2 separate regions of the Mus musculus genome follow, and region 2 is linked to region 1. Evidence: chromatin contacts called from ENCODE Hi-C or POLR2A ChIA-PET data. All regions are on one chromosome and are shown on one strand. The core of a region is the stretch at or near the end of the contact, and the rest is flanking DNA. Distances in the headings are between cores, read along the strand shown. Region 1 holds the start of Dusp1 (dual specificity phosphatase 1). Region 2 overlaps Ergic1 (endoplasmic reticulum-golgi intermediate compartment (ERGIC) 1).

Region 1 (3,622 bases), core at 495-2,994:
TGTCCTGTCCAGAAATGGCCAGGGTCTGCCTCTTGCAGTCATGCAGACCCTATGTGTATACTATGCAAAGGATAGCAGGGGATTTAAACCCGGACTGGGTATCTACACTTATAATCCTGGACAAGACAGTCAGTTCAACTGAGTCTCAGTGAGGAGGAAGGCTTGGGTGAGGATCATTTAAGCTGCCACCCAAAAGACTGGGCTCAGTGGCTACAGTAGGGACAGAAGCAGAGGTTCCAGATAGTTATTCCATTTACCTATGAAGTCAATAGCCTCGTTGAACCAGGAGCTGATGTCTGCCTTGTGGTTGTCCTCCACAGGGATGCTCTTGTACTGGTAGTGACCCTCAAAGTGGTTAGGACAATTGGCTGAGACGTTGATCAAGGCGGTGATGCCCAAGGCGTCAAGCATATCCTTCCGAGAAGCGTGATAGGCACTGCCCAGGTACAGGAAGGACAGGATCTCCACTGGGCCCCCCTGAAGTCAAAAAAACAGTCCAGCATTCGTCAAGCTCGTCCAGCGTGAGCACCAGTACCCATGCCCACAAAAACTCCCCGCTGAAAACGGGAGTTTCTGAAACTGGTGACCTCAGCACTGCTGTTGACATATTAAAATATTCGTAAAGAATCAAGCCCATTGGCCTGGACAGAGCCAACAAGCTCTTCCGTGCCAGCAACTGGGAGACTCAGCTCCATCCAATTGCTTCATGATGGACTAAAGATCCTCGTGTCCCCGCTAGTATAAATAAAGCTGCAGCCGCTTTCTATATCCTCCTGGCACAATCCTCCTAGACCTCTGCCAGCTCTGCCACCTCCCTGCCCTGCATGGACCCGGACTCCTACTAACCTGATCGTAGAGAGGGGTACTACAGGAGCTGCATCCGGATTCTGCACTGTCAGGCACACTAGTACTCAGGGGGAGGCTGAGCCCCGTGGGGGTGGACTGTTTGCTGCACAGCTCAGGGCAGGAAGCCGAAAACGCTTCATATCCTCCTGAGAATACAAAGGTACATATTTTCTCATTAGCACCACCGACACAGTACCTGGAGACAAGCCACTCACCCACCAGGGGCTGCGAGTTTACAAGGAAGGCTTAAGGAAGTCTTTGTTATGGGAGTGAAACAAAGCCACTGACAAGCCCCTGGAGACTGGACGCCGGCGCCCCCATACTCCAGGTGGGACGCCCCTTCCCTAGCTGATGGCATAAGTCCTGCCAGAGCTAGAGCGTACCTTGGAGAAAGAAGACTTGAGTGGAGCGCGCCTCTCGGCAGAGCGCGCCCGCGGCCAGGGCCAGGGTGCCGTCGCGCTTGGCGCCGTCCAGGGAGGCGCTGCGCTCGTCCAGCAGCACCACGGCGTGGTAGGCTCCGGCCAGCAGGCGGCCACGCAGTTCAGCGTTGGGCACGATATGCTCCAGGCCCATGGCGCCCTTGGCGCGGCGCCGCACGATGGTGCTGAAGCGCACGTTCACTGAGCCCGCGATGTGGCCGGCGTTGAAAGCGAAGAAGGAGCGACAATCCAACAACAGGCACTGCGCGGCGCCCTCTCGCAGCAGCGCGCGCAGCCCCCCGGCGTCCAGGATGCCCACCTCCATCACCATGGCCAGCCCCAGCGACCCCAGCGTGCCCGTTCTGCGGTTCTCCAGAAAAAGTCGGTCGATCTTGTGCGGTGTCCTGTGGCCCTAAGTCCCCAAGTGCTCGCTGCTCCTAATCTGGCTTCACCGCGCTTTCCTCCCGCCAGTCCTTCACTGCGCGCTCGTCCGACGGAGCGCGGTTTTATGTAGCCTCTCGGGGGCGGTCCCGGGCGCGGCACAGAAGCGGGGGGTGGGGTGGGGGTGGGGGAGAACGGTTTGTTTGTTTGAATGGCAGACACGTGACCGGGCGGTGACGTCACCCGCCCTACCGAGCTTGGCGCCGCCAAAGCCAAAAGCAAAGACGTCATCGGCCTAGGAGCCTCTCGGCTCTGAGCGCTGGCTCGCAGCCCGGCCCCCACCCTCCTGTCCTCTGGGCTCGCAGGCAGGACGGCGCGCTGCCAGCCCGGGTGGCCAGGACGCGCGGCCTGAGGACACCTGCCCTGCTCCCCTCCGCGGGTCTCCGCCGAACGAGCGGGGCCACTCCTGGTATCACGTTCTCAGCTGGCCCGGCTCTGGCTGCTGGAGTGGTGGGCGTGGCGAGCTGAGCGGGAAAGGGGAGTGGGTAGTGAGAGATGACTAATTCGGTCTATAGCCCTCTGGCTATACCGAGGACAAATGGCGAGAGTTGAGACGTCCTTCTTGAATGTCACTTTAAAAGTTTTACGCTGAACAAGGGAATGCTTCCAGTTAGTTCCCACCCCCCACCCCGGAGTGTTATCTTTACCGCGGTGGTCCCTAGAGGACTTACTTGGAGCAAAGGGAGGAGGGTTGCAAGATCTTTGGAGCCCAGGTTTAACATTGGGGTTGGGGGGGTGGGGTGGGGGAGACTTGGGTAGAGCTCCACAGCGCCGCCTAGGGACGGCCCAGAACATTGTCGTCGCGTGGCATCAAGAGGATGCTGCTAGCCGCTGCTCCTCTGTCCCCCAACACAACTTTCTTTTGTTTTGTTTTGTTTGTTTCAGAGAGGATCTTGCTGTGTAGCTCTGGCTAGTCTTGAACTCATAGAGATCCTCCTGTCCCTGACTTACTAAGGATTAAAGGCATCTGCCCTCGTGCCTTTCATCTCCACTGAACAGAAGCTGAGCACACCAAGGACTCAGGGCCAAGAGCCTTGAATCCGCCACTCTGTGGGACAAACTGTACTCATCACACCTGGGAAGACCGAAATGGTGTGTGTGTGTGTGTCCTTCCACAAAACTCCATGACTACAGGGTAGGCAGTGAGTCCGCCGCAACACCACGGAGTTGGATACACAAACATAAACATTGCACCACTCTGAAGGGGTGCCGAGTCAGGAACATTCTGCGGTTTCTTCCTCTTTGCAAGGGGAGGTGTCTTACTACCATGTGTCTTTGCCCAGCAACGTCCGCTTTGGCCTCTCTTAGCTCTTGCGCTCTGCCTAGATTCTTCTGTAAATTCAGAATACGTTATTTTTAAAGGGCGTTTTTACATTCCTTTGAGCATTGATCCTAAAAGAACAGCAAAGAAATCTTCAGATAACACCACCCTCCCTACATCTCAGAAGAGCGACAGAAAGAAAAAAATTATTTGTTTATTCTACTTATTCAGCTGAGGACCTCAACATATTTTTTGCATTGAATCATAAAATGTTACAGCTGCTGCCTTTTCAAACTGCATACCAACTTCAAATTTTCCTTTTATTTTTGTTTTTGCAAGGCCATTCATTATACCCTTCTCTACCCAAACTTTTCAAAAAGACCTTTTTATATGAGTACAGTGGCATGGTTGGGCACTGAAGTCAGAGGTCTGCTGGTCGCTGTGGAGTTCTGCCCTCTTCCCTTCCTAGAAGGAGCCTAAAGAGCTGGAACTGCTGCCAGTTGACTGTTGGGGAGCCAGCCATCCTCTTCCCGGATGAGCCTGCAAGGTAGTTTCAGTACAGCTGGTACCATGCGTGACTCGGTGGCATTCCCTTGTGAAGCAGAAGGGGCAGAACACCCAGACCTTTCCCCTCCCGTGAGTCACCCACTCTCAG
Region 2 (3,636 bases), core at 786-3,285, 100 kb after region 1:
CCCAAAACAACTTTTGAGTGGCAGCTTCATTTGAATTTTTTTCCATCTGAATTTTAAAAATAATCTCTATTCATTGTGAAATAATTTTATACTTATCCCCAAATTGCAAAAATAGCAGAGTTCTCATATGCCCTTTACCCAAGTGTCCCCAAAGGTCAGCATCTTACATCATGTCCTGGACTGGGTCTCTAATGTCCCCAGAGGCCGTGTGCTTAAGGGCGTGGTCTCCAGCACAGCAGTGTTAAAGCAGATTGGATGAGGACTCCAGCATCATCCCTGGACTCAACCACTAATGGCTTCAGAGCTCAAAGCTTTTGGGATGAAATGGGAGGTTTAAGAGCTGGAGCTGAGCAGGAGGAAGCAAGTCATTGGGGGTTGTCCTGGAAGGGAATCTTGTCCCTGGTCCCCTGCCCTCTGTCTCTCTGTCTGTCTGATGACCACCTTCCTCTGCCACCTGCTCCCATCACTGAGGTGAGATGCCCTACTGCACCCTAGGACCTAAGCAGCAGAAGCAGCCAGACAGACTGAGACCTCTGAAGCCAAAACAGACCTTTCTTCTGTGAAGATGGTCTTCTTTGGTAATTTGTTACCGCCGTGGAAAGCTGTCCCACATAACCATAATGCCACCATCAGAACACAAACAGTGACATTATGTGGTGCTATCAGCGACGCCACAGGGCTTGCTCAGTGTCATTTCCAGCGTAGGAAATCTATCGTGATCCCACACCAAGTTCAGTTATCATGTCTCATAAGTCTCCTCTATTTGGGACAGTGCCCAGGTTACTTTTATAACCTTCCAAGTGGAAGCCTCCTATGGGGACTCTGTACCAAGTCCCTCACGGGAAGGTTTTTCTTACTTGTCAGTAGTAGCCCTGCATTTATAGACAAGGAAACAGAGGCCACTAGAAGTAAAAACACACATGGCAAGGAAGAGCATTTAAGATTTAAACCACAGAAATCCAGATTCCAGAGTCCTAACCCCTACCTGACTGAGAACAAGACAGGGTGAGAATTCAATTTGATTCCAAAGCCCCGCAATCCCCCATCATATTCCAGGACTTCCCTGGTCCTGGTGATGTGTTTAGGAGAGAAAAGCTGGGGTGGACAACCAGAAGCAGAGCCAGCCTTACCTCCAGCTGACCCTACCTTATCCTGCAGGCAGAAGCTGGCAGGGAAGACAGGGACAGTGGGCCAGGATGGGGAGGTGGAGGCAGGAAAAGGGATAAAGAGATGACACAGAGTGAGAAAGCCATGTCATAATATAATGGTGTCAAAGAGACATAGAGCCTCCCAGTGGCTCCCTAGACCCAAATGTTACCTCAGTTCACGGTGCTGTTACTGGGCAGTGCCTACCGCCTATCAGCCTGAGTTAGGGACAAGGCCTCACCTTTGTCTGGCAGTTACATTCTGGCAGAAGCAGGGCCCACCAAGAAACATGCACACGTATAAATATATGAGTGTGTAAAATGATGGGCAATGAGCTGGGATCTTCACTGAGACATGATGGGATGTAGCAGAGGGATGTATGGGTGGGCTGGCTAGATTTATGTCATTGTGACACAAACTGTGGTCATCTAGGAGGAGGGAACCAAACCTTAATTGAGAAGATGCCTCTATAAGGTCAGACTGTGGGTCAGCCTGTAGAGCATTTTCTTAGTTAGTGATTGATGGGACAGGGCCCAGCCCATTGTGTATGATACCATCCCTGTGTGGGGGGTTCTGGGTTCTATAAGAGAGCAAGCTGAGCAAGCCATGTAGAACAAGCCAGTAAGCAGCACCTCTCCATGGTCTCTGCATCAGCTTCTGCCTCTAGGTTCCTGCCCTGCTTGAGTTCCTGTCCTGACGTCTTTGGTGATGAACAGTAATGTAGAAGTGTAAGCCAAACAAACCCTTTTCTCCCTAATGTACTTTTTGGCTGTGGTGTTTTGTCACAGCAACAGAAACCCTAAGACAGTAGGATCCTTGTAAGGCCTCTCAGAGGAGGCTGGAAAGGACTCTGCTAAGAGCTGTGGTTGCTGACCCAGGTGGCATGCTGCCAGCACCCCGTCTCTGCCTGTACCCTACACCTGTCTAATCCCCCTGTTTCTTCTTCGCAGGTTTGACATCTACAGGAAGGTGCCCAAGGACCTCACACAGCCGACATATACTGGTGCCATTAGTGAGTAACTGCCCTTCTCACCATTAACCCAACCCTCTGCCTAGACCTCAAATATCCATGCTCCCACTCTCTGCAGATCTCTGGAGAAAGGAGGAAAGAAGGAAAGGCAGATGGGAGAGGAGACATGCCTAGCATCCCACAAGCCCTACATCTCTCTCCATGAAGCATCTCTATCCTTGCTATATAACCCTGCAAGGTAGAGTGGCCAGCTGTAACTATACAGCCAGGGCAGCCAGCCATAACTAGAAGGATGCAGAAAAATACCAGTGCAGGGTCAGGATCCCTGACCTTAGAGTCTAAAACTAAGTCTCCTAGATCCAGAACTCTCTGAGAGGATCTAGCATGCACTGTAAGTGGAAAGTCCACCCCTGGCCCTGTGTGATGAGCGGCTTTGAAGATGTGATAGTACCTCCAGGCTGTAAGGATAAGTGCGCCAGAAACAGGAGCCACCCAAAATCTAAATAAAGACCAGTGAGATGACTCAACATTTGCTGTGCATGACTGATGGCCTGAGTTAGAGCCTCAGAACCCATGGTGGAAAGGCGTGCGCGCACACACGCGCGCACACAAACACACACACACACACACACACACACACACACACACACACACACACACTCATCATCATCAATAATAGCAGTATATTAAATACAAAAATTTTAAAAGTAGCCAGGTAGTGGTGGCCTATGACTTAAATCTCTTTAATCCAGCATTTGGGAGGCAGAGGCAGGTGGATTTCTGAGTTCGAGGCCAGCCTGGTCTACAGAGTGAGTTCCAGGGCATCCAGGGCTACACAGAGAAACCCTGTCCAAAACAAACAAACAAACAAACAGACAGACAGACAACAACAAGCGAACAAAAAAAAGTCCAAGCAAGCAGATCCGAGGTATGGGAGGGAGGCTTGCTTTACCTTCCTGCTTTTGAAATGATTTGAATTGTTAATAATTTTAGCCACTAAAAGAAATCACAAACTCACTCTAACTTAGTTCAATTAGAGGAACTAGGACATCTCAGAAAAGTGGCCATTTGCAACCCCAGGCAAGGAAGAGAGTTTCGCGTCATGTCAGCAGGACAAAAGGACCCAAGGACTCAAACTGGAGCATGACTCTGGTGGACTAGAACCCAAAGAATTAGGGGAAAGGCCTTTGAGCCTGTCATAAATGAACTGGGGAGGAGACGAACTCACTCAAGAACTCTGGTGACCCTGTGAATACCCCTCCCTCCCTCTCCCTCAAGTGTGAGGCGGCTGTAGCAACTCACTTCCACAGAAAAGAGATTAGAAGTGTAAGATGGTAGCTTTCCTGTAGGGAAACCTGCAGATGGCAGCTCGGCTGTGGGAGGGAAGTTGGCACCACCTCGATTGGTCGAGTGGATGAATGAACGCCTGATGTAAGATGTGCCTTGCCACTGAGGGATCTTTCCCACTAAGTTACCACCCTGGCGAATGTGACAGAGCAGCAGGGTCCCAGCCTGGGAGG

Evidence for each region. Hi-C counts contacts between places; a loop is a spot of excess contacts on that map. ChIA-PET counts read pairs that join two places held with the same protein, here RNA polymerase II (POLR2A).
Region 2: POLR2A ChIA-PET joins it to region 1 with 19 read pairs in Patski. The contact joins the enhancer-like site here to the promoter of Dusp1 in region 1. A Hi-C loop is called at or near these places in 7 of 37 maps with a recorded cell type or tissue (gastrocnemius and heart). POLR2A ChIA-PET finds 5 or more read pairs at or near these places in 4 of 5 experiments (Patski and embryonic stem cell).

Annotation. Positions count from the first base shown.
Region 1 is chr17:26,506,728-26,510,349 of GRCm38, forward strand. Dusp1 (dual specificity phosphatase 1) reads right to left here and starts at 1,745. Exons shown (of 4, transcript NM_013642.3): 1 at 1,230-1,745; 2 at 847-992; 3 at 258-477. The coding sequence starts at 1,596.
Region 2 is chr17:26,606,497-26,610,132 of GRCm38, forward strand. It overlaps Ergic1 (endoplasmic reticulum-golgi intermediate compartment (ERGIC) 1), which reads left to right. Exons shown (of 10, transcript NM_026170.3): 2 at 2,097-2,158. Among named protein-coding and RNA genes, the nearest start is that of Gm41553, 33 kb to the right of the region's middle. Within about 2 kb of position 2,036, at least 1 of the 3 ENCODE cell types and tissues checked has a DNase peak (open chromatin) inside an H3K27ac peak, as active enhancers do; it is gastrocnemius, where a contact is called at or near this core.